Linked DNA regions of Homo sapiens: region 1 is linked to region 2. A link is a loop called in an ENCODE intact Hi-C map of the cell type or tissue named here. Cell type or tissue: Panc1. All regions are shown on one strand. Each heading gives the region's core, and the rest is flanking DNA. Links, peaks and the distances in the headings are about the cores only. Region 1 overlaps PLK2 (polo like kinase 2). Region 2 holds the start of LOC124901183 (a long non-coding RNA gene).

Evidence for each region. Peaks named below come from ENCODE experiments on the same cell type or tissue, not always from the same donor. Only the 100,000 strongest peaks of a DNase experiment are listed, where the experiment ranks them.
Region 1: a loop joins it to region 2, with 4 times the contacts of the local background. A loop is called at or near these places in 21 of 110 quality-filtered maps.

What each region holds. Positions count from the first base shown.
Region 1 is chr5:58,438,554-58,455,344 of GRCh38, forward strand. PLK2 (polo like kinase 2) reads right to left here. Exons shown (of 14, transcript NM_006622.4): 12 at 16,732-16,791; 13 at 16,358-16,468; 14 at 15,429-16,221. The coding sequence ends at 16,030. Among named protein-coding and RNA genes, the nearest start is that of PLK2, 13 kb to the right of the region's middle. RefSeq lists enhancers at 6,960-8,159, 11,683-11,852. In Panc1, for the core only: no CTCF peak of the experiment used is centred there; no DNase peak of the experiment used is centred there; H3K27ac peaks cover 5,480 bases.
Region 2 is chr5:58,067,796-58,084,586 of GRCh38, forward strand. LOC124901183 (a long non-coding RNA gene) reads right to left here and starts at 909. Exons shown (of 2, transcript XR_007059134.1): 1 at 474-909; 2 at 1-99. LOC124901202 (small nucleolar RNA U13) reads left to right here and starts at 2,393; the gene lies at 2,393-2,496. RefSeq lists an enhancer at 14-1,213. In Panc1, for the core only: no CTCF peak of the experiment used is centred there; no DNase peak of the experiment used is centred there; H3K27ac peaks cover 8,000 bases.

The sequences.
Region 1 (16,791 bases), core at 5,918-13,917, 370 kb after region 2:
GATGAATTAGTGGCAGTATGTCTTCTTCAAAAAATTATGGATGAAATGAACAAAGAGATAAACTCAGTTTATTCATATTCTTTGTCTCCAGGTTCTATTTACCTCTGACTCTGCAATGATGAATAAATTGTTCGCTTATCTGATGATCAATTTCTGTCTTTAAAATGGAGAGGATAATACTTGTCACCCACTACCATCACTAGAATGAAGGAACTAATGCTTCTAAAGTGTTGTGAAAGAGATGCTCTAGAAATAGAAATATGAGGCTTTTATTGAACACATTTAAATGTGCTTTTTAACTGAAATTATGGTTTTATCAAAGATTCTTGCTACACTGAACTCATCACAATTTGTATTATTATTATTACTATTTTTCCTGTTTTACTTTGAATGCCAATGCAGCAAATAGACTTTCCAATTTTATAGATCTTACCGTTTTACAGACAACTGCTGAGGGCTACAATCCCCTTATCTTATACTGTCCACCGAAGCTTTGTTTTACCTGATTTGTTCTAGCTATAGACATAAACATTGATCATTTGCTCCGCACAGGTAACAACATATTCTATAGAAACTGGCCAAGAAAATTGCATAAAATGATGAAACAGGCTTTGCTTGGACACTAAAAGCGCCACTTCGCTAAATAATCCAGCAATGGCACAACAGGCTTACTGGACAGTCTGACTGTCTTCATTAGTCAGACTGGCTGGCAGGCTTTCTGCGCAGGGGAACTAGAGAGTTTGTAAGCTCTCCAAACAGTCCCTGAGGTACAGCAGCCAGACAGCTGAGGTCTTCCTAATGAATACTTCAACAAGCCAGAGTTCGCAGGGATAAAACCATTAAGCCACAGAGACAGCTATGGCTTTTAAATTTGATGTGGTATGCTAACTCTTGAGAGGACATTTTAAGATAAGAAATGCAAACTTCCACATTGGGTTGGATTGTCCAAAGCACCTGAACAAATAAAATGTTTTCCATAAAGATGTTATTGGCTATCAAAGTTGACTTTGAAATGATACAAAAGCATTTTTCTCAAAGAATCTGAAATTCACAAATAAGAATTTTTGTGAATATTATACTTTATCAACTATATCGGGGAGGAAATTTTTTTCTAAATTTAATTAGTATCATTTAGCTTTTCCTTCTTTTGTTTTAAGGAAGACAATAAACTAATACACTGCTAAAAGTCTTCTAAGAAATAATTATATTTACTCTGCAAAGTAATTTTTAACTTTACTCTGCAAAGCACCTGTCAAAGTTCTTCACTTAGTTGTAATAAGCAGTGTCTAACACACACACACACACACACACACACACACAAAACCAGTTCATTCCTCAAACAATTTTGTTAACTTTCTTAAATACAGGAAGTTCTAGCTTAAATGATTCTTCCTCATGGCACCAGTCATATTTTGCATGCTTTGGTTAGAGATGTGTTTTTTGTGTTGTTTTGTTTTATTTTATAAAGTGAGCAACATTCTTCCATTAACCTGTCAAGAAACTGTTCTTTTGTTCATCTCATGCCCACAAAAACAAGCACACGATGTTTGGAAAACAATCTACAATAATTTCAATGGGATCAGTATGTTAGAATATAACCAAATGTTGAGATTCTCTCTAATTTATTGACCTGAAATTCCTTCAGGGTCACAAGAAACTTGCCCTACAGACATTTGGTGTGTTTTAGTATCAGACTGGTACTACAGCAATAGTGCTAGGTCAAATATCAGGATGTGTAATACTTTTTCTGAAAAGCTCATTGTGCTTCACTGAAAAAGTCACTCAAACACATAGAGAAATTAAGACACTGCCTGTGTAACTGAAATAAATGATTTTTTTTAAAAAAATCAGTTACTTTAGGCATTTCAATGCTGAACTCACTAATGGAGCAGAAGAATGAGAGCTTGAGTCTGCTTTACAGGAATCTGGGGTACTGTGATACAACCTATAGTATCTGCTATTTTTTAAAATAACAATTTTTTTTTAATTTTCAATAAATATATTGACATATCCTAAAGATACTTAAGACTATATTTTTGATTATTAATTCTTGGAAATCTTTAAATACATACAATGAAAGTCTCATTTTAAGTTATTAAAGCTCCCAGTCTTCATTTCTGTTTTTGTTTTTCTCACAAATAAAATTAAAATGTGGCTTCAAGAAATCATAATATGCCATTCTTATGTCATGAGTGCTAAGAGAAAAGCCACTTAGAATCAGGGAAGACCAAATGAATATTTTAAATTGTGATGTAGTACACTAGTGTATTATTTACATCACTAAAGCAAACCACTTGTTATATGCCTGGCATAAAGCACATTCTTACTTTTACTTCTCAAGGAACCCCATAAAATATATCAATTCAATTGCAATTCTAAATGTATTAGCAAATTGGTAATGTTACTAAGTTCAAGGAGAAATTCTTTTGAAGTATCTAGGAATCCAGAAGAACATTATTTTACAACTTCCTTTCCTAGATAAATAATTATGACGTCTTTGTGTGTTTAGTTAGCATTGGCATTTCAGCTAATATTGACCAAAGAAGCTAGTGTGGCTATATTTAAACTCTGTCAGAGTTTCACCACCACATCACAGCACATTTTAAGTATTTTATAATGAATGAGACCTATTATTGCCAGAGCACACTTCAAATTCATTCATTTTTCCTCTCAAATTGTTTTTCCAGTTATGTCTGCCAAAATTGTAGCAAATCACTTTTATTTGAAACAAAGATTTCATATTTCTATTTCAGTCCTTCCTCTCTGAAGCCAGGATGAAATAACGTTGCGATGTAATACAACAAACCATATACTTCCAAGTTGAAATGACAGGTAATTGATTATGAGTCAGTCTGCAAAAGATTGGTGATTAGAGAAACCATATCCTGCTTAAATACATTTCTTTCATTCTCATAAACCAGATGGTACCTTGTGTCACTGACTGTCATTAACAATTTTTACCACCACAGTCATAGTGGTCAACAAAGCAGATAAAGTAAAAAAATAATATAATGTGTAGTAGGATCTGAATAAATGTACATAGCCCGAATTCATTTTTCTGCTGTTGTGCTTAATAAAGCCTAAAAATAAGGTCATAAATGCTTATAGCATGAAAAAAATTTAACCTACCTTTATAGGAAAAGCAATTGAAATCAAAGGTGTGGTAACATAAGTGGGTCATGCTAAATGCATCTTAGCTACATTAAACTCACATGGGATAGCAATGAGTATTTCATGGGATAACCATATAATTCATCTTAGAAATGCATACTTTTTTTGAGATGGGATCTCTCTCTGTCCTCCAAACTGCAGTAAAATGGTGTGATCTTGGCTCACTGCAGCCTTCACCTCCTGGACTCAAGCAATCCTCTCACCTCAGGCTCCTGACACACCAGTTGCACACTCAGGTAATTTTTTTTTTTTTTTTTTTTTTTTTTTGGAGAGACAGCATCTCGCTATGTTGCCCAGGCTGGTTTTGAACTTCTAGGCTCAAGCAAACCTTCCACCTCAGCCTCCCAAAGTGCTGATATTATGCAGTAAACCACCAATCCCAGCCAAATACAAAGATTTTTAACTGACACAAGGCATGATTAAGAGTTTCCCAGGTAAACTGTGTAGTCACCATCCGTATATATGCACTGTGCCTTTGGCAGTACACAGCTGTTCAGTACTGTGAGAAAAAAAAAAAACGGACTGTTTTATCAATAGCAAGCTTAACATGTTCCAAACCATGTAGTGGATATTGAAGGATGCATCTCAGTTGAATTGAATAAAGCATAACTGTAAAGTTATGCTTTATAATTTTGTATAATAAACTGTTTAAAAATTATTCAATTAAGATTTCTTGATTTTCCTACCAAATTTTGTTTCTATGTCACTTTTGGACATAGAGGAGGAATAACTCCTTTCTTCATGCCATTAAAGTAAATCAATTGAAGCTTACTCTTCTACAACTATATTAAATTTTAACTTAAAAAATCTTGCTTTAATCACTTCTTGGCCTTTTGGCAAAGAACAAGTGTAAAAGTCTTGCTCTAATGTACTCAGTGTGATATATCCTCATGCTTTGTTTGTTAGGTTCTTCCCCAAAAGTGGTTTATGAAGAAGTCTTTATAGCTTCTACATCTGTCCTGTTCAGTGTAAAGGACTACCAACATGCTCTCTTTTAAACACAAAATGCCTTTTGCAAACCAAAGTGGACATGGACAAAAATTTATTTTAAAACATTTCAGTTCTGCCATTATAAGAAAATAGAAATTTGCAAAAGGCAACTGGAAACCACTCTTTATGATCTGGAGATGGAATATCTACATTGCAAAGTTACCTTAGCTACCTGGCCATCCAGTTGATCTCTGCACCATAAATTTCTCCCTCTAGAAGGGAGATTTTCTTGCTGAGTGAGGTTGTGGATAAAACATGTAACAGCTCTGGAACCACAATGCAATGGTTTGAATACATCCCCCAAATTTCATGGTTGGAAACCTAAAATTCATATGTTAATTAGAGGTGGGGACTTTGGGAGGTAATTAGGATTAGATAAGGTCATCAGGATGGGACCCCATGATGAAACTGATTGCTTTAAAGAAGAGGAAGAGAGACCTGAGCTTATATACATGCTCTTGCTCTCTCACCATGTGATGCCTTCCGCATCTTATGACACAGAATGAAGATTCTCACCAGATGCTAGCTCCATGCTCTTGGACTCCCCAGCCTCCAGAACTGTAAGAAATAACTTCCTTTTCTTTAAAAATTACCCAGTCTGTAATATCCCAATATAGAAATGCAAAACAGACTAAGATATATGATGTCAAAGTTGGTGCTAAATTTCCTGTTTACCTAATTATTGTCCTACTACAAGAAAGATCTGAACTTACATTCCAATCTATCTGACAGGTTCAGGATCTTTTTAAATTAAATGTATCTTATAAAGGACAATTACTTACATATATCGACAAACTATGTTCCAGGGAATATTCTTTGTGATCTTAAAAGGCACTCTAAAGCAAAATAATGTGTCAGTGTGTATAAGTTTGGAAAAACTTTTGCACTCTATTTCTCTCTTGGAGATTCATAACGCAAATTTAGGATATGGAAGTTCTAGAAAAATCTTGACTTAAAGAAATCTGTTCATTTTATTGAAGCCACCAATTCCCAAAAGAATTTGCCAGTTAATATGTTTTTCAGGAAACATTTTATAATATCAAAGATATTTGGAATTCCTGAAAATACAGTTGGGGAAATTTTTTAAAGATAGTTGAGAAGGGACAATAATAAGAAAAGGCAACATAAAAGGAGTCAAAATGTAGGAAATGTTTATATGACTTACCTTTGATTTTGTCAGTCATAAGAGAGTAAACTGGCTGGGTGTGGTGGCTCATGCCTGTAATCCCAGCACTTTGGGAGGCTGAGGCGGTTGGATCACCTGAGGTCAGGAGTTCCACGCCAGCCTAGCCAACATGGCGAAACCCTGTCTCTACTAAAAATACAAAATTTAGCTGGTTGTGGTGACATGCATCTGTAATCCCAGACACTCAGGAGGCTGAGGCACAAGAATTGCCTGGACTCAGGAGACAGAGGCTACAGTGAGCCAAGATCGTGCCACTGCACTCCAGTCTGGGTGACAGAGCGCGACTCCATCTTGAAAAAAAAAAAAGGAAAAAAGAGTAAATTGCTCTCTCTTTGGGATATTCCTCAATTTGATTCCCCCAGGAGCATGATGAAGGAAACAATTAATAATTGAAAAATTCTAATGATAAATTAAGTATAAGATATTCTCTTTATTGAATGACAACAGTATAATATGACATAAATATCAATAACTACTGACATCAATATAAAACAAAGAGGTAATATGAATAGAGAAATAATAAAGATATAATATTAAAATAATTAGAGAGGGGAGGAAGCTTACTTTCTAATTTCTCCTCTTGCTATATTTTCGAATAAGAAATGGTTTTTGTTGTAGGTCAAAATGGTCAAATACTCTCAATATTATATTGTTCTATCTAATGAATTCTAAGACACTTTTTATTATTATATTTGTTTTATAATATAAAAAATAGGATCAGTGTCATGTTCATGATTGTTCAGCAAGCAATTGACCCAGTTGCTTCAATCTTGACATATCTAATTGAAATTCCAAATGTTTTCTGCTATATGGTTTTAACTTGAGCAATTGTAGGATGATTGACTTAAAATAAGCATATGTGTGTGTACCTCTGAAGGAGAAAAAATCTGAGAGAAATATATCAGATTCTACAAAACTCAACTGTTATTCTGTTTCTTTAATATCTAGGTAGAAAGTTGTATTTGGAGGAAGATTTAATTGCTTCAACTCAGAGTATATTATTTATTTAAAACCAAAAAGCCTAGTGCTTCTCTTGTGCCTATTGTCAGTCACTGGCCCTTCCCTATGACTAATCTATATTGAGGATATTTGGAGTTTAATCCTGAGTCACTCTGTAGCAAAACTGCCAGGTATACCTACAGGATAGTGAATAGAAACATGAAAGGTTTGCCTCATTAAAGAATTCATGAGGTTAAATCCATATGTAGCAGGTGCAACTTGCTGCTATAGCTGCCCTTTTGCCACCCATATATGTTGCTTTGCCTCAGATGATTATCTTATTCTCTCTCCCCATGTGGTAAAAAGAATGAAGAGATTAGCCACATAAGCTCACATAGTCCAGGTATTTCAGAATCAGTAAAGTGAGTCTATTCACAAGCCTAACAAAGGAAATGAGGATAGATTATGGCAACTGCTAATGAAATTTATATTTCAACCAACAATACAATTAAGTGAGGGATGATCTCTTGTTCCTAGTTGACTAAACTGCAAAATTCACCTTTATCCTAAATTTCATTATGAATTTAAGAGAATGATATGAGTTGAATTTAATAACCTTATGTCGATCAGGTGAAAATTCAGGAAGAAAAGAAGCCGTCTACATCGCGGTGGATGCCTTGGCTTATGAAAACTTTGGTAGGTCTTTATTTGTCAGACTTATTCTTCCATTTCTTTTCAGTGCTACCGAAACAGGAAAAGTTCCCTCGTCACCCTTGCAGGGTGTGCGGTGGGGGTGTGTCCTGCTTCTTTGGTCAAATCTCTAGGGGGAACATGCAGACAGGCTCTGGGGCTCTGAACTCACAGCAGCATCTAGGGGTGAATGTTTACAGCACCGGAAGCTCCCGCAGGCATGTGTTACCATGTGCTCTTTTAGTTTTGCCATCTGTAGGTGGCTTGTGTTTAGCAGCTCAATCAGACCCCCTGACTTATGGCAATGTGTCCGGAATTTATTCCTTCCAGTGGGTTCTTGGTCTCGCTGACTTCAAGAATGAAGCTGTGGACCTTCACGGTGAGTGTTACAGCTCTTAAAGATGGTGTGTCCGGAGTTTGTTCCTTCAGATGTGTTCAGAGTTTCTTCCTCCAGCTGGATTTGTGGATTTGCTGATCTCAGGAATGAAGCCGCAGATCCTCGCCATGAGTGTTACAGCTCATAAAGGTAGTGCAGACCTAAAGACTGAGCAGCAGCAAGATTTACTGTGAAGAGGGAAAGAACAAAGCTTCCACAGCGTGGAATGGGACGCGAGCAGGTTGCCGCTGCTGGCTCAGGTGGCCAACTTTTATGCCTTTATTTGGCCCCGCCCACTTCCTGCTGATTGGTCCATTTTACAGAGGGCTGATTGGTGCGTTTTTACAGAGCACTGATTGGTGCATTTACAATCATTTAGCTAGACACAGAGCGCTGATTGGTGCGTTTTTACAGAGTGCTGACTGGTGCATTTACAATACTTTAGCTAGACTCAGAGCTCTGATTGGTGCATTTACAATCCTCTAGCTACACAGGAAAGTTCTCCAAGTCCCCACCCGACCCAGGAAGTCCAGCTGGCTTCACCTCTCAGCAAGGACAGAGGGCTTTCTGTATCCTGGGGTTTCTTGCCTTGGTGTACCAAAAGAGTCAAATCACACATGGGCTTGGAGAAAGAGTGCAAGGGTTGAGTGGAAGTAGCTCTCAGCAGATGGGGGAGCCAGAAGGGAGATGGAGTAGGAAGGTGGTCATCCCCTGGAGTCGGGCCATTCAGTGGCCCTCCTCTGACCACCCGGCCAAACTCCTCATCGTTCTGCGGATGGATGGCCTGCAAGCCTCTGCTGGTGCCTGTTGATGTGATCTTCCGGGTGCGTTCCTCTCAATATCCAGCTGCTTGTGTCTTCTTCCGCCCGTGTGTTTCTCTCCACATCCAGGTGCTTGTGTGTGTACCCTCTAGGGTCTCGGGGTTTTTATAGGCACAGGATAGGGGTGTGGTGGGCTAGGGTGGTCTTGAGAAATGTGACATTTGGGCAGGAAAACAGAAATGTCTGTCCTCTCCTCAGTCCGTGGGCACAGGCCTAGATATGGAGCCCTAGCCAAAAGAGTCAAATCACACATGGGCCAGGGACCTGCCTTTCTCTATCCAGTACTTCCGTGCCCCAAGCCCGATTTAGTACCTGACCTTTAACTCCACTTAAACCAATAATGCTTAAAAATGGCAGAAGGTAGCTTTGGATGAAGCCCACACTTTCCCTAAAATCACCCAAAGTACACTTTCTGGAATTAAAATCAGCGTTTGTAAACAACTTGGAAATAGACAGGCCCCCTGAAAGTTTCACCTGACTCTGCACTAGGCTCACATTCAAACGTCTGAGGCACCAGCTGAGTGAATCAGGCAAGCAAGGTCCATGGAGAGGGCTGTCTCTTCTCTGGGGGCAGGCACTTCTCAGCTCCAGCTGATTGTTGATATGTAGAAATGTCTGATCATATTGTCTGATCATGAAGTTTTGCAAAGGAAGTCAGAAGTTTTAATTTTCATCTGAATGCTCCCAATGACTAACTGATGACAATTGCTGGAAAATATTTTAAAACCCACTCTAAAACTCGCTGTACTTCAAGCAGATGTCTATTCTCTGGCAATATACAATCTCAGCTCTAAAGGTTTGCCTTATTCTCTACATGGATTCCATCTTTGCCTTTCATTTCTACTCATGTCATGTTCTCAAAAGAATATTACTGGAATAAAATTACATGCTTGTATCAGAAAATTGTATTGACATTCATCTACAAACACAAATTCCCAGGAAAACAGATTGCAAATGAGGTTTTGTGGTTTTGGTTTTTTTTTTTTTTGAGATTGACTTTTATGCTCAGAAGTGGATTTGGTTTTAAAAATCTGACATTCAGTATACTTAAACATCTAGTTCTTCTTTGCATTTTTAAGTTTAATTTTAAAAATTTACATTCTGTTTTTATATCTCAACAAAAGACTTTAAGAGGACTGTATTATAGGATCCCAGTTAAAACTTAATAACTTTCCCTTTACTATTTTATATTGCATTTATAATATACTTGACTTCCTTTTTAAATACTGTTTTGCAATTGTCTGCTATAACAAGTATTCTTAAGTATATAAACATTCTTATAAATTGAGTAAATTAAGCTTAAAAGATGATAAATTTATCATATATTATAATACCAAATTTAAATGTCACAAGCCTTCAGCTTAAATTTCTAAGGCAATATCAGTTACTTAAATTTCAGTTTTTAATTGGGATTATAATACTAATACATTACTATATGTGAAGTATTAACACACAGTTTCAATGTTAGGGTTAAATATAGAGATTCTTTCTGTAACAACAATTATCAATTCAATCATTCAGATTATCTTAAATACTTAACTAAGTCTTCTTAAGATGAAATGGTACTTCGCTAAAGAAGCTATTATGCTATCTAAATTAAACTTTTTGTTTGTAACCTAGGCTGGCTGAGATTTTATATACACAACCACAGCTGTAGACCGGGATATTTACTGCAGTGCCGTCTGAGATGTTAAAAGAATATACCAAGCCCTATTAATTATTCAGAATATAGGAGTGATGTCCTTCTTCTCAGAGCACATATAGTTCACATCCCCAGGCTTAAATTATTATTATTGCTATGTTGGAGCTGGTTTTAAAAGTTTCGTGAGGAGTGATTGTTAAAATTTCAGGAATTGTGCAAGCCAGTTGTTAACACAACCATTATGTAATTATAGAAACTTACAATTAAATAAATTATGTTAAAAACAAAGGCAATAAATACTCTAAACTCATCACTAATTGTTTCCTTACATTTTATTATTATCTATTTCTTGAGGTTATTTATGTCTGTTACATCCATATGCTGGAAATACTTTATAATGATGTACTGCTGTGCATCTCTTTCCAACTCCACATTCAGCGACATCACTCTGGTAGTGAGAAGTCCATCATGGTAAAAGAAATTATACCACAGAAATTGGCAAATGAAACAAATCAAGGTTCTGGCCACCTCTGAAAAAGCTGACTGCTAAACATTTATTAGTATATCAGTAGTTATGTTATTATCTAATTCTTTGTCTGCACTCCCCTCCAGAATACCCTATCACGTTTGGATTTTGCATTTCTTTATCTCTTGAAATATTTAAAGATCTTCTATGTAGCTCCAAAGTTCTTCAAAATTCATATAGTTCTGTACTTATCATATTTTTTCTATTTAGTAGGATCACATAAATCACATAATAAATTTATGTCTCATTGAAACTCTTTTGACATGTCTATATGATCATAAGTTTAAAGGTCATCCTGCTGCCACTGATTTCAAAGGGGTATAAAAGAAAGACAATTTTAGTTATTTCACTGAGGCCTGTTGCTTATTTATTGTCTGTTTGTTTATAGAAACAGGGTCTTGCCCTATCGCTCAGGTTGTAGTGCAGTGGTGTGATCATGGCTCACTGCAGCCTTAACCTCCTGAGCACAAACAATCCTCCCACCTCAGACTCTCAAGTAGCTGGGACTATAGGCATGGACCACCATGTCCAGCTAATTCTTAAATTTTATGTAGAGATGGGATCTCACTGTGTTGCCCAAGCTGGTCTTGAACTCCTGGTCTCAAGTGATCCTCCTGCCTCCCAAAGTGCTGAGATTACAAGCATGAGCCACCGCCCCTGGCCTAGGTCTGTTGTCTGATTTCTTACAGTACTAATTTTTTTATAGGCTTGGAACAGAGAATGTGTTCCAACTTGCATGGCTGGGCTAAAATATCTAATCATTTAGTATTTCATAGCAGAGATAGATCAGGAGTTTGTTAATTTAACTCAACTTAGAAGTGAAGTTTTTGTACTGCAATCATTAAAATCAATTTTGTTTTACATATAAACATATTATCAGGCTAATCCTAGAGCAAAATCTATTTATTCTATTCAGTTGAATTCCAGACATTGATGAACCATGATATTATTTTCTAACACTGCATATGGAAATTTACCGTTTTAATTTGAGTTCACTAATATAATTAAATTGTGGCAATTCAAACAAAGAGATGCCTTCCATTAGTAAAGTTAATAAGACATAACGAAGGGCTAGAACAAAGCATGAATCTAAACATATAGACCAGAGTCTCTCCCAAGTCAGGAAAAACAAAGTGGAATCTACAGGTTTCTTTTTATACAACAGTTTGTTACAAGGTTTAGAAATATACTGATTCTCTCATGCATTGAATAGCCATAAAATACCAACACTGGTTTTTCTGTGTACCTTATGGAGATGCAGCTATGCATTTTTAGTCACACCTATTTTCAGTAGATTAAAATCTCTACAAGGCAAAAATGGTCTGAAGATGTTACGAATCACAGAGGCCTAAAGCAGGAATGACTCCATTCTTCATGCCCACCCACGCAATTTTGTTCCTTCTCCAACCTTCTACTGCCTATCATCTTGCTGCCTAGCTAACTATAGCTCTTAGCAATTATGTCACTTTGGTATTTAAGAGAAGGAGAAGGTAGAAATGGTAGAAAATTCGTGGAAGAGAAAAACTAAGAAAGAAAGGTAGGCAGTTAATATGCTGGTTAAGGCTCAGATTCATTCTCTGCCCTTCTTCTGCTTTATTTTGCAATATTACAATGACCCTAACAACTGTATTTCCAAGGCTATTTTTTTCGACTGCCTTTCAGCTCATTTGGTCAATGGGAGATTGGAGGCCAAGAGGAAGAAAGAATTCAAAATATTTTGTCCCCCTTTTTTCTCACCCAAAAAGGCACAGGGGTCATCTCAAGCAGTGATGACATTTGTCCCATGATCTCAAAATCCTGGTAAGCAGTGACCATCATGATTCTAGTTTCTGCCAGAAGACTCAGTTCTGGGCTCTGGTAACATGACGTTTTCTCTGGGTCTCTCTAGCCATTGGGAGAGTAGTGCCTTCCTGCTGCAGTGAATCTCTGGGTTGCCTCACCACCGAGTTCTTCCATCATCTGTATAACCAACAATCTCCATTAGATTCCTTCTCTCTGAAAGTCCCAAAATGATCCCAACTGGATCACGACTTACACAGAACTGAAGACTCGATCACAACTTACACAGAACTGAAAGTGGGAGAAACAAGAATGAGACAGTTTTTTTTTTTCTAGATAATTACGGTCCCTGCCATTACAGATGTGGAAAGAGGCAGAAAAAAAAACAGAACAAGAACAGGAAGAAATACTTATTGAGTACCTTTGTTGTGCAAGTGTTTTATTATCGTTTTATCTTCACAGATGAGAAAACAGAAGCTTAGAGAGATTAGGTATTTACTAATGATCGCATTATTAACATGTGGTTGCACAGAAATTTGGACTCAAGATTTGACTCCAAAGCTTTTCCACTGGAGTATGATTTCCCTAGCTGACATGAGATTACATTCAGAAATAGTTCTTGAAGGCTTGATGGGACTAAGAGATAAAAGTCGTAAATGTTAAATAACCTAAGATCAAGTTCACTGTCATGGCCACACCAAGTTTAGTTGAGGGTATCTGTTATTTTATTTTTTAAGAAACAGGGTCTCCCTCTGTCACCCAGACTAGAGTGCAGTGGCATGGTCATAGCTTATTGCAACCTCAAACATCTGGGCTCAAGCGACACTCCTGCCTCAGCCTCCCCCATAGCCGAGACATGCAACAAAACTATTAAATCTTTAGAATTTGTGAGGGCTAATGGAGAAACGTTCCTGGGGATCAAAGGTGTTCATTAAAGAAATCTATTATTTTACAGTTGTTTTTTGTGGAATTCAGGGTACCCTTATTTGGAAGGGTAATTTATTTGGGAATTTTTTATTCTCCTTCTCCCATGGCAAAGATTTATCAACACTGTTATGTTTTATGGAGATGTCCTCTGTACTCCTCCCCCAGAAATGCAGTTGGGTAGAAGGGGTGACAGAAATCCATCCTTATGTGTTCTCATCCACTCCCATGATGTTTTCCAAAACTTAGTTACTTCCAAATGTTGCTTTCTCTTGAGATGTAGACCTGCATATCCACTGTTTACTGGACCTATGTGGGCATCCTCATACAAATCTGATTAGATATGTCTAAAACTCACTATATTTTTCCATCAAGCTCTTCCTTCCATATTCCTAATTTACTATAGTTAATGGCCCAAGAATGCAACCCGTCCCCCACTGACTGCCTCAGCCAATCCTTCTGCACCTCATCTACTTTCTTAGGCACCACATTCAACCGGGCTCTAGATCCTGTTAAAATCAACTTTCTAAGTTCCTCCAAAATCAATCTTCATTTACTCATTCGATAGTTGACTGTCCAGTACCAGATCTGGTGCTCAGTACTGGGAACGTTGAAATGAATCAGGAGGGCCAAATGAGGTACTGCCTAGCTCTTCTTTTGCTCCTTTTCATTGTCTCAGGTCCCTTCTCACCTGAGTCACAGCATTAATTTCTTTACTGTTTGGGCCGTTTCCATCTTGTTCCCCACCCCGTCTCCTCTTCTCCCAGAATAAATTTTAGGAATCTGAAGTACTATGTCACTTTCCTCCTTGAAATTTCTCAGTAGTTTGGCATAGCCTTCAAAATGCAGCCTAAAAGCCATGGGTTGCACCATTCATGTCTTCCAGCCTTTTCCTATAATACTTCAGATTGCACACCCACTTCTGTGAACTCTTTCATCCCCCGGGCTTCTATACGTGCTATTCCCACTGCTTATAACACTCTTCCCTATCGCATATTTCTATTTAACCCCCACTCATCTTTCAAACACAGTAAAAACAAATTTCTTTTCTGGAATCTATTCACTGAGCCCAGCCCATGCCTGGGGCTTCTTCCTCATGATTCCTGCTGAGTTCCCACAACACCCAGTACATACCTTTATCGTAAAATCACACCACTTGTCACACTAATAGGTAAATGCACTGTCTCCTCCACTCCATTGTGACTTCCTTGAGGGCAGGGGGGCCTCGGGTTCACTCTGTGTCTCCAATGCCAGGCCCTGGATGTGGCACACAGCAGATGCTGAGTACATATAAGAATGGGTAAGTGTGTATTTTGAAATCATGAGGTAGTATACAATCTTCCACTGTGAAACTCAAAAGGAAGGAACATTTTCTGTTTGGAAACTATTGTTTCTTCTCTGCTTATAAAAATACAACTGAATTTGTATACATGGCCAGAGAACTCCAGCCAGCAGGAGTTAATCTAGGAGTTGTGAAATACTCATAACATATTCCCTGGATTTGGCTTTTATTAATACAATATACCAAGTGGAGTTTTAACAATTTTAGAAAAATGTAAAAGTGCAACTAGCATCTCTATACTATGCTGTACAGGACCACAATGTAAACACAGCCTTAACAAACCAAAGCACTTCTTTTCATAGGACAGTATTTTCCTTATAGTGGGATTACAATTGAACAAAAAATATTTACATCTTATGCAGATGCCTGTAAGTTCAGAGTAACAGGATGAGCAGCTTTCCTTTACTACACCTGTCAAAGAGTAGATCCCACTGAAAAAGAAAACCTCAAATTTACCTCTTAATTTAATAGATTAAAAGATGGACCCCAAACCACAACTTGGTTCCCATACCACTCCTCAACTACCATGCACCAGAAGGAAAATAAAATGACTTATTCACAAAGTATTTCTCACTACTGGAATTATGTGCTAGTACTGCCAGTGGCACTGGAAGTGTTTAGGCAGGTTTATGCTGAGTAATATGTTTAGGTGGTGCATGTATTCTAATTCAGAGTTTTGCCCATATTAAGATAAACTTCCTGTACCTATTGACACTGAATAACAGAGATCTATTTAATCTGGCTTCACCTCCAAGCTAAACAAGTTTTGAAGAAATACTACAGAGAGAAATTGGGTTTGGATTTTGTAGGAGGCTTATATTTTGGTTGTAAGAAGAATGGTGTTCTTAAGCTAGATCTACTCTGAAAGTTTATGATTGTACTTCAGGTATTAGACTTCCTAGAAACTGTAGTTAGAAAAAATTAAAGATCTAACTCTCTAGTATGCTTCTATACTCAGTGGCTTCTTGGCACTGCTTGGCACGATCTTATCAAAAAATGTAACGATGTGGTGAAGAGTTCTACTAAAGACAGGAGACCATTATTTCTGCGTTTTCATACTCTTTATTGCCAACGGTTTAAAATGGTCAACATAAAAAAAAAGACATTTTGATAATAAATACTGCTCTTTGGGCTGTAATAAATAAAAAGTTTATTAACAAGGAATGCACTTTTCCAGCCACAAGTATCTTCAAAAATTAATGAAAAAAAATTATATATGGCCATAGTTCACAGTTACGCAGCCAAAAGCTGCTCCAATTACAGCCTTTAAACAACATGGGAGCTTCCTCCCTTCTCCCTCCCCTTCAGGAAGTATATTCACAGTTCCAAAGTCCTCTGGCTGAAATGCTCTCAACAGAGAGAATTTAAGAATCAATGCACCTTTCTGCAAAATTGTCTGAAAAACCTTTTAAAACAGGTATCTCAAGGAAAACTGCATTCTGGTTCACTCTTGGATTGTCCAAAGTCAAGAACTGTATGCCTTAGCCTGTTCTGGTTCCAACCAGTCCAGCAGGCCACAGGGGAATTGTTTTCGTACCACCACATGTCCATCTTCTTCAACATACTCTAGATCATTCTTTTGGCTTCCCTGTAGATCTCACAGTGGAAAAGAGGAGTCCCATAGGGTCCATTCGAAAAGTCTTTCAGTTACATCTTTGTAAGAGCATGTTCAGGGCATATTCCATTCGATTTTTTAATTCTGATGAACAGCCAGACATCAGCAGAGTTGTCAGCCTGAAAGTTGTAGATATCCTATCCTCATTGATGTAGGTGAGAAGGTATTCTTCATTTTGGCTACAGATGATGATTTTTGTATGATCATGGTAGAAATTCACCTTAAAAAATAAACATAGACATTAGATCTCTCAAAATATTCGAGAATTAGAAAAGTTCAGTCAATCACTAAACTGTCTAGGTACAAATCTTTCTGTTTAGGACCTAAACGTGCACTTTCCTGAAGAGTTCATTTACCTGAAAGGTGCCATCATTAAAGAGCATCATTAGGGCCTTATCAGATTTTAGCCACTGAAGGAGGTAGAGCCGAGGTCTTCGAATATCAGTAACACTAGGCAGATCTCCACCCTGGAAGAGATTAGGAGAGTGAGTTAGTGCCTACAAAGATTTTGTAGCATGCACTCTATTATTATTCTAAGAAAATCCTCTCAAACTTAAGCAAGCATCAGAATGGCTTTGGAAATCCCTGCCTCCACCTCCCGGAGATTCTGATTCAGTACACCAACGGTAGGTCAGGAGAATCTGTTTCTAACAAGCTTCAAAGTGATGCAGACACTACTGCTTTGTGGCCTACACTTCAAATGTCACCACTCTAAAGCCACAGTACTTACATCCATGAGGTTCTCCTCCATGTAATGAGAAAAGTATTTCAGCACCGTCACTTGACTAAT
Region 2 (16,791 bases), core at 5,007-13,006:
GTTCACCATGAAATCTGAAAGTTAGGTGCTGCTTGGCAGTGTGCTACACTTTATGTGTCGGTGACCAGGAGTCACAGATGGGATGAGCACACTGGGATTCTGGAAGGCAAAGAGAGAAAGCCCGAAGTTAAGCAAACAGTTTCTACACTGTCACAGCCACATGGTAGCCTCTTTCGAAGTAAAGAAAAAAAAAATTCACCTATTTAGACCATTTTAGAATTGAAGGTTGTCAATTTTATTATTTAAGAACGTTATGAAAATATTTCATGAGTCACTGTACCATACCCAGAATCAGATGCCTGGATACACAATTAGAGAAATTAATTGCACTCTTTCTAAATTAAAATTACTTTTACATATGCCAGGTGACACGGCTCCACCTCATTCAAATGTTCCTCCAACTTTCCTGGCTTACCTTAGTAGAAAAATACATTCCAAAATTTCAGGACATAGTTATAACTAAGAGATCTTACCAACATACAAACGGCAGTGTGCCCGGAATTGGTGGGTTCTTGGTCTCACTGACCTCAAAAATGAGGACGTGGACCCTCGCGGTGAGTGTTACAGTTCTTCAAGGTGATGTGTCCAGAGTTTGTTCCTTCTGATGTTCATACACGTTCAGAGTTTCTTACTTCTGGTGGGTTCGTAGCCTCGCTGGCTTCAGAAGAGAAACTGCAGACCTTCAAGGTGAGTGGTACAGCTCTTAAGGCAGGCGCGTCTGGAGTTGTTCATTCCTCCTGGTGGGTTCGTGGTTTCACTGGCCTCAGGGGTGAAGCTACAGACCTTCACGGTGAGTGTTACAACTCATAAAGGCAGGGCAGACTCAAAAACTCAGCAACAGCGAGATTTATTACAAAGAGCAAAACAACAAAGGCTCTACATTGTGGAAGGGAACCCCAACAGGTTGCTACTACTGGCTCGGGCAGCCTGCTTTTATTCCTTTATCTGGCCCCACCCACATCCTGCTGATTGGTCCATTTTACTTAGAGCTGATTGGTCTGTTTTACAGAGAGCTGATTGGTCTGTTTTGACAGGGTGCTGATTGGTGCATTTACAATCCCTGAGCTAGACACAAAAGTTCTCCAGGTCCCCACTAGATTAGCTAGACACAGAGCACTGATTGGTGCATTTATAAACCTTGAGCTAGACACAGGGTGCTGATTGGTGTATTTACAAACCTTGAGCTAGACACAGAGTACTGATTGGTGTATTTACAATCCCTTAGGTAGACATAAAGATTCTCCAAGTCCCCACTAGACTCAGGAGCCCAGCTGGCTTCACCTAGTGGATCCCACACCGGGGCACAGACGGAGCTGCCAGCCAGTCCCCCGCCATGTGCCCCCACTCCTCAGCCTTTGGGCGTCAGTGGGACCGGGTGCCACAGAGCAGGGGGCAGCGCTTGTCGGGGAGGCTCCGCTGGGCAGCAGCCCCCAGCGGTGGGGAGGCTCAGGCATGGCAGGCTGCAGGTCCCAAGCTCTGCCCTGCGGGGAGGCAGCTGAGGCCCAGCGAGAATTCGAGCACAGTGCCGGCGGGCCAGCACTGCTGGGGGACCTGGTGCACCCTCTGCAGCTGCTGGCCTGGCTGCCGCGGCCAGCCCGGCTGCCCCCAGTGCGGGGCCCACAGAGCCCACACCCACCCGGAACTTGTGTTGGCCCGCGAGCACCATGCGCAGCCTCCATTCCCGCCTGCGCCTCTCCCTCCACACCTGCCTGGAAGCCGAGGGAGCTGGCTCTGACCTTGGCCAGCCCAGAGAGGGGATCTCATAGTGCAACGGCGGGCTAAAGGGCTCCTCCAGCGTGGCCAGAGTGGGTGCCAGGCGGAGGAGGCACCAAGAGCGAGCAAGGGCTGCCAGCACGCTGTCACCTCTCAGTAGTACAGTCCTTATAGATGATATAAAGTAGAAAGCCCTTTAGTTGAGCTTTGGAAAGAAACACCAAGCCCCAGATAAGGTTGGCTTGAAGACAAACTATGACTTTGGCAATTTTGTTTTTCATTTTCATAACTTCTGTTTTATTGGATCAAGAAGCTCTTTTGTGGGTTCATTTCAATGATGTGCCTGTCAGTTTAATCCAAGCATAAGTAAATTTAGTCAAATAATCAGTTGGAATTGATTTAAATGGATTGACAGGTGGTTTTGAGGTCTTCAGATTATTACCTCTGAGGCTATTTACTCTACGTGTGTGTGTGTGTGTGTGTGTGTGTTCTAAAGCCAGGAATGTGGCCCAAGGGGAAGAACACAGAATGGTAACTATAAGAGAAAGAATATTACTTTGTGTAAATATAGGTGAGGCCAATGCAAACATGACAGGCCAAATGTAATCCTGTGTGATGGAAATTTATTTTTTAAGTTCCAAGTCGGTAAAATTATTTTCACACAAAAAGATTGAATCAGATCCTTTTGTAGTTTACGAGCATGATGATTGAGTGTTCACACACGGATGTGATATGTGCCACCCTCAAACCTTGTTACGACTTCAGCTTATTACCCAACTGACCTGAAGAAAGGGAAAGAAAAGGAAAGACTGACTCTTATTTAAATAACAGTATTGATACTTGACACTGTTAATTTCCTTATCATATTCTTAGGAGTATCTATTCATAACAATATGAAAGACATTGCTTTGACTTATATTCTCAAGCATTTCTTATGTTTGGTAGGTAAGAAAGTATATTCAATTATATCTCAAACTGAGATATAGTAGTATCCCTGCCTTCATCAGAAACTGTGTGAAAATAAGTAGTCAACATTTTGTACTGTTTAGGATATTGTGTGCTTATTTAGTGGTTTGACTTCAAATACATTTACAGGTAATGTAGAGTGGCTGCCTTCGCAAAGACGGGAGGGAAAGGCTGTCAGAGAGAGGTACAAGGAGAACAATAACCACAGAGATGGTTTATTCCTTGTTCAGAATATTAGGTATAGACTAGTTCATTATAGTACCTTAAATCACATCATATGTCTAAGATATTTAATGATAATCATTCAAGTACTTCACAGCCTGAAAAGTCTTCATGCACTTCCCTATAAAGATGGCTCCAAAATATATTTGAACACATTTTAAAAGTAAGTTGTTTATTGAATCTTCAGTTTTTACTACCTCTCCGCTCTATCTCAAAAGGTGACGTTCCCTAAAGCTTGCAGGTTGCCATAAATTACTGAGCTTTGGAGAAAAGTAATGAACTCATTTGTTTTGTTTTTGCTTTTCAACTTTACAGCAACCTTGAAAATAAATGAAAACTATCAGGATGTTTAGTTTAGGAAATTTTCATGGACTTTATATAAACTGCAGTAAGTCATTAAAAATAAGAGAAAAGCCAATGGGAAAAAAACTAATGTGATAGTGATAACTGAACCGTGATCTCCTAATTGCAGCTGTATATTATATCTACCTATAGCTACATGGCAACATAATATATTTATATCAATAAATTAGCAGCAAATTCCTAATGCTCTTCTTTATTGTTTCCCTCATACTACCTTCTTAAACCTCTTGGTCAAACTGCTAATTATTAGATTTTTTTCACCTTCTGCATGTATCTACAAAACATCTTCCTCTAATTGATTAATGGCAAGTCACTACATTTATCAGCTTACTCTTTCTGACGTCTGATAGGATTAAGCCTGAAGGGTGTCAAGGAAGCAGGAGGGAAAAGTATTCAGATCATACCTTCATTTGCATTCCTTTTAAGTACAGGAGAGTTTACAAAGCATTTATTCTATTACAGCTATCAATTTGCTATTTATATAGGTGTCCTGAGAGCCAGATGGTATCAGGTTAGAGGTTGGTCCTATCATTTCAGGAGCAACCTCCACTTCTGAAGTCACAGGCCCCAAGAACAATGACCAAGGTCGCCCTCCACAGCAGGGCTGTGCTTTTCTTTGAGGAGAGATAGCCCTTCAATGCTGAGAAACCCAGCTTCCAGGAACTGCAGGCCTCAGCCCAGGCACTGTCTTTCACGTAGTCCTGCAGAGAACAATTGTGTGAAGCACGGTGACCTCAGAAGCCCAAAGCCTGGCAGGCTATTTATGAATGCAGCGTGCTCAGAAAATGGGTTCAGGATGAGGAAACCCTATCAGAGCCCAATTTAGCTCCCACTCTGCCTGTGAGAGCATCCTATGAGAAAACAAGGGTAAATATAGCAATAACCAGGTTGCATGTTGTGCTTCTGAGAGCAGAAATGAGAGATCTTCAGAGAAATTTTAGCCAGACAAGTAGGATTCTCGGAGCATTTGTTGTGGAGCTAGATTATCGAGGTGTTTTTCTATTGGCCTTTTATCTTTTTTGAGGGAGTTGAAAATCTGGTCAATGAATTCCCACTTTTACGTAAGAAAACATTTTACAATGAATATGGGATAAATAACATTGCTCATCTTTGAAATATGATGGCCCCATTGTTATTTCCAGAGCAATCTAAATAGATAAAATAGTTTCTTTCCAAGCAGGTCGGCCACTTTGGGCTAATGCAGCTTATCATCTGTGAGAATTAGGCCTGGCCTGAAAATGCCCTCAGCAGGATTCAGTATAGTTTTCCTTATGTTATATAGTCATGTTAGTAATAACGACAGAGGACACCCCGTCCCAGGTGTCAATCACCTAGTGGAAGAAGAACAAGAGCTTCCTCAAAAGAATGCAGCAGCTAACGCAGAATGCTGTAAGACTCCAGCTTCACTGCTTTGAAACCTCCTGCAGATTCTTTTGTTCTTCACACACGATATATTTCACTCTTCAAATAGCTCCATGCTGTTTAATATCCAGAGTTCCTTTCATGAACTGTCACATGCTTAGGTTGACACAGACGCTAACTTAATTAAAGCCTCAGGGAGCACATGTATTATCCACTATAACTGGCCCTTCATTGGAAGGAAAATGGCATTTAGCAGCAGTTGTGGGCTGTGATAACCAACAAAGTGAAAGTAAGAAGAATACTGCAAGTGGAAAATGCTACAACCTTACAGAAAAGCAACACAACTGCGTGAAGCAGGGGCTGCCAAGGAAGTCATAATGTTGAGCCAATAATTCTTGTGGAGTTTTTCATAAGCAAATAGTAAAAACCCAAAGCTATAAGGACACAATTGCTCATTGCAATGACTGATATCCCAATCCCCAAAGAACAGAAAACAAAATCTCTTTAATTATAAATTTGCATATTGGGAATCTCAGTCTGGTCATTGACTCAAATATATTTTAATTTTAAAAAGCATGTATTTATACACATATACATTTGAAAACATGAGCTATGTTCTAGCAGTTCAAAGGCATTTGCCAAGACGTTTCCAATAATCTTGATGTAATTCCCTATTGTGCGCTTAAAAGATTATAAAACTTCCATTGAGCTTTTCTGTATTAAAACGAAACAACTCCATTCTACCTTCATCCCCTCTGGAAAGAATACAGGACCACATTTATGTATTTCTGGTATTAAAAATGCATATTTTACCCAGTGCTAAGTGGAGAGTCTGTTGCTTAATATTTGTAACCATGGGCTGGTAACAATTTCTCTCCAGAGTCACAGGTCCATGCAAAATGAGAGTACATGACCTCAGGCCTTGCCCTTCTCCTTCTCGGTCTTTACTAACATACAGGGGTACATACCCAGGACAATGGAACTGTTTATGAAACAATATAATTCATAATAACACAATGACTCCTTAAAAGTAAAGCTTCGCAAGTGGTATGGAGGAAATGACATCACTTTTAGACTGGACAAGAGACTTAGTGTTTCAGCAAGCATATGAATACAAGTTTTCTACCTGGATGAAATACATGCTATCATAAAGTAATATTCACAGCATGGTTAGGATGAGAATAAAGTCAGAGATGACAAAAATAACCTTTTTATGTTTTTTAATTCTGCACAATTATTCTGGTGCTTTTAAAAATGATTAATGACAATGGCTCACCGATTCTGAGACTTTTACCTGTCTGTGACTTTAAAAAATTAGAAATGCATGAGTTTTTAAAAAGTCAAAGTGAGAACTCAGAAGTGTTAAACTGAAAGTAATGAAAGCACTTTCACAAAATTATTTTTTACCTAAGGGAATCTATTTCAAGTCATATTCAGGATTCTGACTGATGAGTTGATGGATATGCCTGAATTCCATAAAGGAATATGAATTCAAGGGCAAAATGTATTTGGGGGAGGAAACAACTTTATTTAAAAGGCATTGAAATTGATTTTCAAAACTTGTGTGCTTCTGGGGAATAGGAAAGGACAAATTCTCTAATGAGAGCTGAGGATGAAAGTGAAGCGTGTAGGGAGAGAGATACAGACACATAGAGAGAGGCTTTGCAGATATACATGTAAGGACAGTCTCCATCCACAGCCTGAAGAAGTGCAAAAGGTCACTTTCTTGTCTCTGACATATAAGAATAGTATTCTATCATGCAGCAACCTCTATGAATTTGGATACCTCAGCTCATGTCTGAAAACAAAGAATAAAATGTCAAATTCGCCAGTATAAGTTCTGAAAAGTTTCATTATGAAGTCCCCAAATCCAGTAGCATAATTATTAGCTAGGTGTTGACAGCAAGTGTCAGGATGTATCAATATTGCCTGAACCCAGTCGTGATTCAGGAACTACAACACTGACCTTTACCCCAGACACAGTGAGTCTAAAGGCAGTTGTGACATAAAGCTCATTTCAAACAAATGAATAGGGTTGTAAACTTAAGTATAAACAGGATTGTACATAAATCTTTCATCCCTGTATATGTTCATCGTTTTTTTTCAGCTGCCCCAAACATACAAAAAAAGGGAGCTGTGTTTATTTCATTATTCGTATTATAGACTACTTTCAGATTGTGTTTAGAGAAGATGTCTCTTCCTATATGCATAGGTAGATATACATAGATCTTCCCAGTTGAAGAGAGTTATAGCATTGTTTATCTTTTGGTTCCTGTTGTTTCTCCTAACACAGTAATTTTCCTTCAATAAATATTTATTAAATAAATAAAATATAAATAGCTTTCCTCATACATTACAGCATAAGCATAATTAGAAATCATTTTTATTTTAACACCAAGGAGCTTGCTGCATATTTCTAGTTATAATTTGCATGCCACATAGTGTAGCATACTGCGCTCCGATTCAGGTGGAGCTGAGTCCTGCCCTTATCCTTTTTATTAGCTAGATGATCTCCATGGAGTTCATGACAATTTTAAAGGCTCTACTTCCTCAACTGGAGGACGGGAACGGAAAGGAGGAAAGGGAAGAAAAACTTAACTGGCTTATTTCCTAAGATTGCCCTGATGATTGATTGAGATATATGAATGCCGGGTGTAAAATATACGACCCACACCGGTATGCATTTTGAAAAAGTCTAGCAATCATGTCACTCCTTCCAACATGCTGTCTATAATGTGAATTTAGCCCTTATCATTTTTCTCACATTTGTATTTACAAGGCATTTTTCTTTTTCATTCAGGAACAAAAACTAGGATTTAGTTAGTACACAGACTGTTAAATGCGGCTTTCATAGAATGAATATTACAGCTTTTTAAAGCCATTTCTCATTATATTGAAAGCTTTAATTTTGAAAAGAAACTCATGTTTTGCTAACCAAGGTAACATGTAGTCTATTGTGTGCAAACAATATAAAATTATTGTTTGCAAATCTTTTTGTACCTAATTCTAGGATTGCCAAGGAAATGGAAAGATGAAAATGAAATATATGTAGCCATTCCAAGTTTTGCTTTACCTCAGCCTACCCACTTTGCAAGCACCAAAGTTTGAAGTTGGTTTCTAAATTCAGAACACAGTTTCCTAGAGGATCTATATTTGGAAGAAGGATATTTCCCTTGTCTAGAAATACACCCTTTCCTGTGTGCTCTGCAGATATCCAAATGGGAGTTTTCCCAAAACCAAGTAAACAATATCAACTCCTTTGCTTGTTATCTTAAATTTGAATTGAAATCAGTAACTTTGGAAAAATAGTTGGTAATTTGACACAAATGGTGAAGTCTTCCAGTGCTGTGTTCGGACCATGCCTCTGCTCTGCTTTTATGCCCTTTACATTCTTGCATTATTGTACGTACTGTAATATAATCCTATTCTATCTTCCTGATATAAACTCATTGAGGAGAAAGACCTTATTTTTCATTTTTAAGTCTCCTGTGCTTGGCATGGTTTTGGTATAAGGTAAGTGTCCGATAAGTATTTGTTGAAGGGATGAATAAATAAATTGCATATGACTATATAGACACACATACAGTAAAATGAATTTGTAAGGTCAAAACACAGCTGTTTACACAAATGATCAAATAACTTTAGTCCAGTCATAGAAATATAGTAACAGTGACTTAGAGGAACCGATTTGTGGTGAGATAAAACAGAGTTCAAAGCCAGCTCTGCCCCTTTGGCTGGCTCTATGACTTGGGCAAGTTACTACATCTCCTTGTAATAATTGCAATTATTACATCTCTCGGAGCCTCATTCTCCTCATCTGTAAGGTATGGAATGGGTAACAGGATTGAAGGAGGTAAAGCATGCAAAAACTTTTGTAAGGGTCTGGCCATGTAGCAAGTCCTTGATAAATGGTAGCCCTTAGCATTAAGTGGTAGTCACGGTAGAAAAATAAAAGATGTCCTAATAATTTGTAAGAGGTTTTACCACTAGAAACACTATATCTTTTTCTTTTAAGTAGTGTCTTTCTTTATACGACTTTTCATTCAATCTTCTTGAAGCCAGATTTCCTTCCGACAAATTATTCCATTTTCAGTTCTCCCTAATGGATGAATTCTTTTTCTCTTTATGATAAAATAAATAGAGGCAGCTGATACAGCCACAAATCACTCCAACTTCCTATGGAAATTACTTCATTGATTTCTGAAATGATAAAGGACCTGTAATGTACCTATAAATACAGTCATTAAGTCACAAATTGCTCATGGCAGCACAGGAAATCTCAATATACTGTCCAGGCATCATCCTCCCCCAAATACACATTTTCCCAAGGGCGCCCAGCCCGGATCCATTATCATAAGTACAGCTGGAGCTAGAGTCATGAATCAAGGGCAGCTTTCCTGTTCCTCATCCTTTCTGAGTTCATTAGAGTGGGCAAGTTTTCAGACTAACATGTTAGGTCAGAAGTAAGATCATTTGCATAAAACAAGATGAGTATTCACCAGTCAACTTCTCTGTGACATGGTCAGAGTCTGGATTCTAAAAGGAGCCTCTCCTGAAACCCAGAAGGCTCTGATGCAAAAGTAGGAAGGCGTCACAGACTTGGAAAGTGGACTGTATTCCCTAGCCCCAGACATTTCATTTGCAGGCATGCACCATGTCTCATGTCTGGGGCCTGCTCATATTGTCTTCACGGTCAAAGAAGAAAATGATAAGGATTTTGGGCACTGGAAGGTGCAAACAGTGGTTTTATTGCGTGTAAGTTCCGCCCCTGGATGCCTGCAAAAAAGCAGAGACCTTGGCATCTCTACCTGGAACAGAGATAATTCCAAGATCATTGTACGCCCTTTGTGGAATTATACTTAGCAGTGAAAATCTTTCAACCAACTTCTGAACTTGTTAGGGGTGGTTACTGGCAAAATTCTTTGTTTCCCTTTTATATTTATTGACTTTGCCTTCCTCTTACCCCATACTGGCTATATTTCCCTTTTGGGTTTTATTTAGTTTGCTGAGGCTTTCAATTTGTTTCTCCCCAAATCTTCTCAGATCTCTAGTCTCATAGGTTAGGTGTTTAAATAATATATTTAAATGGCTTGTGGAAGAACACAAACATAGAGGCATCACAGCAGGCACTAGGCTCCATGACCTGAAAAACAAACTTATTAATGCCTTTGTGTTCTTTTCAGCACATCCCACTAGTGGAGGGCTAGCTGGCAGCCGCAGCTCACTGCTTAAACCGAAATGAATTTCACAAGAAAACACAGTTCATATGCCAAAAGGAAGTAATTCAATCCAAGTACAGAATAATCTTTTTCTGGTACCTTATATTTATTTTTTATGTGCCGTATTTAAACTTTTAATCATCCAGCAGCAGCAGGAATTACTACTCATCATCATTCTTCCCATTGCATTTGGGAACAGCACCAATACTCAAGGATTACCTGGAGTGTGAGGGGATGCATATTAAATTCCTGTTTTCATTTTCCTAAATGTGTCCCATTATCTCTCTATTGTCCTTGGCTTTTGTGAAAGAAAAAGAGGCAAAAATAGGCCGAAACCTGTTCAGACAAGCAGCATCTAGTGAGCAAAAAGAAAATCTCCTGGGTAGGTCTTACTCAAATCTCTTTAATGGCACACTAATTATATATAACCCTACTGGCATCTTTGGTGTCACTTTCTTTAGAAAAATTATCAAGTGTTTATCCCTGGGGTTTATGTTGTTACTCTTGGAAAGAATCCACCAAGTGTCTGAAATGACTCTGAGGCTACTCTCCTTGAACCTGCCCTATGCTTAGCCAGAGTTTGTCATTAACTGCAGGTGGTTACTGAGCAATTATAGCTAATCAGAACCTTAAAGGGAGGGGTTTTTAATCCCCCTCATGGGACGCTTTCCCCTTGAAGTTCTGTTTACTTCTATTTGATGCTTTAGGCAATCCTCTAACATTTGGGAAGAAAGTTTTTCTATTTATCAATTACTATGAAATGTCTTCATGATGTGCTATTATTATATTATCTTTTAAAGGGAAATTTGAAAATTTCTTTGAAAATGAAATCTAGTTTTTTATACAGGATGAAAATTAATCCCTTCTAGGTTTGCCCTCAGCTGTCAGAAAACTCTCATAGCACTCAGTAGTTTTTAATATCTTTTCTGCTGCAGTCTGAGTCTGGCTAGGGTTTGTGACCAGACTGTTTAATAGCTTTGTATCTTTTGTGAGATCTTTATGATAAGGGACAACATATACTTTCATATTTCAAAGACAAATAATTTCAGAAGGTAACATTTTTCTTGAGAGTTGAATTAAAAAATCTTCTGAATTTTGGATAGGAAGTTTTCTAAAATATATTATGCACTTCATTTCCTTCTTAAACAAACTATTTGATGCATATTTCCAAATTTTTAAATAAATAAAATAATCATCATGGACGTCGACTATTTTCCTCTGCCTAAAACATAATGGTCTTGGGAATAATTAAGCTATTTGTGGCTATTTGCTCCATACCAAATGGTCCTGTACTGCCAGTCTTTTACAATCCTTTGTATGGCTTTTGTAAACCATAGATTTTGTCTATGGTCTTCATTGCTTTTACCTTTGTTTGCTTTCACTTCTTGCTGTGCCCTGGGCACTGCTGAGAGCCCTTAGCTAATAACTGACCCCTGGTGTATGAACATCAGGACATATTTTGACTGCTAGCTCCCTTGAGAACATTGGACTTAGCTGATTTCCCTGTTCCACATATAACTATGATGTACATTACTCTGACATTGAATGGAATCTTTCAAAATAGTTAGTCAAAATGGTGGAACACAAAGTACAGGTTGATCCTTTTACTTTAAATAAGTCGAATGTAAAATGCAGAAAGCCAAACAGATAGATACTACCTCTAATAGTAAAAGCAGATGGGCTAGAATCCAAATTTTGTCTATTCTTAAGCTTTATTTAGGAACTAAAGTGGTTTTATTATGTTAAAAATGTAGATTCCTGGACACACTTCAAACCTTCTGGATCAGAATTTCTGGAGGCAGAATTCTTGATTCTTAAGCATGCAACCAACATAATTTTGACAAAAAAAAATTGGGGCCACATTTTGCGAAGTGTTAAGCTATAGTTAAGCATTATAATAATAATAAGTATGCTGGTGAATCACAGTGATCCTTGTTAAAAGAGAATTCTTACTGATAAATAAAAGTATTTATAGTCTTTTCTATATTCATTATATATTTTATAATGAATCATCTATTTTTAGAAAAGTTCTGTGAAGTAGAAAATTTAACTCAGCATAAAAAAAAATGTAAGGTAATGTTTTTATTCTCAAGAGGCGGATTGGGCTGCAGAACATCTGTGAACTCCTTAAAAGTGCATGCGGCCGGGCGCGGTGGTTCACGCCTGTAATCCCAGCACTTTGGGAAGCCGAGGCGGGCGGATCACGAGGTCAGGAGATCTAGACCATCCTGGATAACCCGGTAAAACTCCGTCTCTACTAAAAATACAAAAAAATTAGCCGGGCGTGGTGGCAGGCGCCTGTAGTCCCAGTTACTCCGGAGGCTGAGGCAGGAGAATGGCGTGAACCCGGGAGGCGGAGCTTGCAGTGAGCCGAGATCTCGCCACTGCACTCCAGCCTGGGCCACAGAGCAAGACTCCGTCTCAAAAAAAAAAAAAAAAAAAAGTTTTTTTGGATATATGCTTTTTTCTGGGAAGAGAGTTGATAACTTTCAAGTGATTATGCTCATTTTAGAGATGAGAAAACTAAGGCTCAAAGAGATTAAGGAACTTGCCCTTAGCAGTTAAAAAATGAGTTATTCTTTCTCTGAATAGTTAAAGAATTTCTCAGCCGGATAGAACTGGGGTCCTAAAGATAGGTGTGTCCGATTCCAAATCCATGCTGTTTTCCATCCAAGCTTAGGGTCTCTCAAGTGGCTTCAAATATTTTCTTTCATTATTCTCGGAAGAGTTGCCCAATTTTGCCATGAGGTTGCCCTTCCCATGGCCCTGGCCATTCTTTACCACTTTTGTTCACCTACTAGTCCTACCAGGTGAATCTTGTCTTAATAGTCTAATCATAATGTAATGAAGTGCTTTTCTCTCTTGGAGAAACAATGGCCCTCATTCTCTGTCTTATCTGATCTCATTTTGTTTCCGGTGATAGCTAACTCAGTTTCTTCAGGAGAGTTTTCCCAAAATTGTCAGAGAACAACCACACCAGACCTATTCAGCAGGTTAGGGGGAGCCCAGTTCCCCATTGTCCCCTGTTCCATTTTTATTTTTTATTTTTCAGTTTCTCTTGAATAAGCACTTGAAGCAGCTGGGAAACTTACACCACCATCTAAGTAAAGCCAGCATGATCTCTGCCTAGCAACAGGAAGCAGGATCTATTGCCAGTGGCAATGTTTGTTTATCTCAACCAAATGCCTACTCATTCAAGAGACAAACCTGTCGTCTTGGTTGAGTCATTATTTTTTTTTCTAAATAATTATTTCTCTTTAATTATTTATTTAAGATGAGGCCCTTTTTAACAAGTGGGCTTCCACCACCTCCAATACTCCCCATATGGCTTTTTAATATTAGTAATCCTAAAGTGGGTGTTAGAACTCTCAAACTCCTCCACGGAGTCCAAGAACAGAAAAAAGAGGAAAAGAAATGAGAGTCTTCGCTAGAGGATCCTTCGGCTGCAAGGAAGAGCAGACATCCAGCAGCCTTGTGAGATCACTACTGATTCTGCTTTTTCACTGCAAGAAATATTTGTTCAGGCATTTGCAATGTACCATGTGTATGGCTAGGAGCTAGGGATACACATGATTAAGAAACAATATTTGACCTCATGAAGCTCCACATCAAATTAAAGAGACAGAGGCACATACCTAGGGAAGTGGCTGCAGTTTGTGTATGCATTGAGACACACTCAGTGATGAAGAGGAGAAGCAACTGTTATCAGGAAAGATAAAGGAAGCGACTGCTTCCTTGGGCTGGCCTTGTGTTTTCTCACTCATCACCACCCAGAGTTACATCAATCTGATGGTCTGCTCTAGGGAAAAAGAAGAAATGCACGTGGGTATGTTTAAATTTCCAGAAGGCTTGGGGCCTTTAACCAGCTAGAATTGTTTCTCTACAGAGGCTGAAAGTGCATCCATCTATCACTGAAATCTACTAGGAACGTATTGTCCAGCCTAGAGGAATTAGGAATTAATCTTTTCCAGAGAAAATCTTTTCCATGGTTGAAATCGAAACTGCCCCCAGAGAATAATATTCCTAGGAATATACATAATACAATAAAAACAAAGAGCACAGTTGAATAAATCTATGGTTAGACTGAAGAGTTTTGTTTCATTGAAGTATGTTGCTGGATTAGCTGAATCCTTGCTGTTTAGATTTTCTTTCTGAAATACATTGTAATGATTGCTTCAAATGTTTTATATTCAGACTTGGCCACAGTTATACTATTGAATTAGTTGGATGAATTTTAACCGATTTAAATGCAATTGGGCAAGTAAATAAAATCAATCTTATACCAGTTAGTTAACACTGTGCTAAAAATGTAATTATATGACACAATGTCTTCCACAATGGTTGAGCTAATTTACACTCCCACCAACAGTGTAAAAGCTTTCCTTTTCTTTGCAACAATAGAACTTTGAATGCTAAACTGAAAGAACTTTGATATGATCAGGTCTACCTACCTATCAAGTAAAAATAAAATAAGTTATAACTTTAAATAATTAAAAATAATTTTGGTACAACATGATGAACTAGTATGTCCCACTTCATCAGATTGGAGTACAAAATAAGGGGATATTTATTTTGAGGTTTCAACTATAATGATTATGATTTCCCAACTTTCTCAAAATTGGGGGTATGTTATGCCACTTCTCTTTTGAAGCAATGTCTGTCAATCCCTGAGGAATTCTCACTTGTAAATTCCACTAATATTTGTCCACTCACTAAATACCAGACCTTGTTCCAGGCATTAGGGATAAAAAGGATGCCCTGATTTCATAGAGCTTGCATTTTAGTTGGAAGAAGCAGTCAATAACCCAACAAATCAACAGGATGACCAATAGACAAACAGCAAAAAAATAAGGAGGAAAATGTTAAGTGTTATCTGAGAGCTAAATTTCAGTGATTTGATGAACAGTGAGGGGTAGTCAGGGCGGGACTTTCCGAGGGCAGGGCATTTGAGGTGAGGTCTGAAGGAGCGGAAAGCAATCCATTTGGCTGGAGCACAGGAGCGGAAGTGAAAGTGAGGGAAAAGCAGGGATGGTCCCGGAGAGTCTGGTGGAGATGTAGATTTTAATATTCCTGTGAAGGGAAATCACTGGAGCCTGGCAAGTAGGGGGAGTGGCATGGTGTGATTAGTAACTTCAAAAGATGTGTTTGTATGGAGAATAGATTGTAGCTGGCAAGATTCGAAACAGGGTGAGCAGTTAGAAGCTATGAGAATGGTTCAGGTGAGATTCAGAGGGGACTTGGAAAGTGTGAAGCCATGGGGACATGTTCTGTAGGTGTGTTGATTAGACCTGGATAAGGTGTGGGGGTGAGATTAAGGATGGCTTCTAGATTGCATCGCCAACACACTTTTAATGCTTTGTGATCCCAGAGATTTCCGGGTCCCCATATGCAGTCAGGCAATGGTGTTTCCTAAATGTTGCATCTCCTGGTACCAGCTTACTACAGGCACATTTAAAAATTCAATACCCACCTAAACCAAAGTATGCTATTGAACACTTTTTATTGCAAGTTTGGAATTTCAGCACTTGCTGATGTCTTATCAGGCTCAAAGTTCCCATCCAAAGACCAGGTGGTAGAGGTTGGCTTTTTCATTTTGGCCAAAAATAAATCTTAGTTCACTCATAATTTTGAGCCTAGAAACCTCACACTTCCAGTCATTTGCTCAGTATAGGTGACCTTTTCCTTTCCAGTTGTCCCTGCATAATTAACAGGGGTAAATCTGTTTCCTGTATTAGAATCTATAATATGTAATTAGAACAATGTGTAATTAAAACTTCTACAATATATAACTAGAACTTCTCCACCCAGAAAGAGCTATTACAATAGTGAACCCAATATTTTACATATTTGGGGAAAAATTTTAGCTAATAAAGTGCCCTCCAATTTGCATTATACACTAACTGGTTAATATTCTGCAGCATCCATATATAATCTTATGGTCACTTTATTATGTTCTCAAAGAGCAGGTGGGTATTTGCTTTATTTTACTCTTTTGACTAAAGCTGTTATTTAATAGGCTTCTCAATGAATGTCTGGCTCATTTTAGAACAAAGATAATCTTCTCTAAAAACAATTTATTCTTAACCTTCAGAAGCCAACTCTAACAAGATCCCCATTTTACAATTTCTCACAAATAAAAAAATAAAACAAGTTGAAATTACTCTTTTTTGATTGCTCCTCCATTTATAATTTTTGTACCATCATCAAAGGAAGAATTGAGAAGAGCAAGACAATAGCCTGTATAAATGTTTGAGTCTTTAGTGAAAAGTGGAGATTATGTGGTCCAGATACCATCCACAGCTGTGATTTTGTTGAAGATGGTTCAAATCACCTGAAGAGTTGTTTCAAGTATACATGTTTCTCTCGCCTCCATGAGAACCACTAATTTACAGTCGACTATATCATAGAAAAGGCGCAAGTGCATTAAATTTTGCAAAGCTATCTTTATAAATTCTAATTAATCATGAAAGAATGAGTCATAGAAGTAAGGTGCAAGGGACACTGTTATATAATTCACATGATAACTGATTTTGATAGTTTCTTTTATGTAGAACTTGTTTATATAAGAAACAGAATTTTATGACTCTTAGATATACAAGTGATCTTTGCACATTTAATGCCTTTTGGGTATAGTAGGCAACCAAAGAGTTCTTAGTAAGTTTAAATAATGTGTTTCTCTGTAGAATAAGGAAAATACACATAGCAAATTAAACATTTAAGATTCTAAGTTCTTTATGCAGCTTTCATTTTCCTTGGATGTTCATTGCTACATATCTTAAAACAAGCAGGACTCTCAAAATTGAGTAGAGAAAGAATCAGGAAATTTTCCATGGAGAAGAATGGTGTCACTGAGGTGTGGCAATGGCTCTCAAGTATGCTTTCTCTACGGGCTCACAGGAACATGTGTTGTCTTTGCCTCCCTTCTTTCTCTGTCAGAACAATAGAA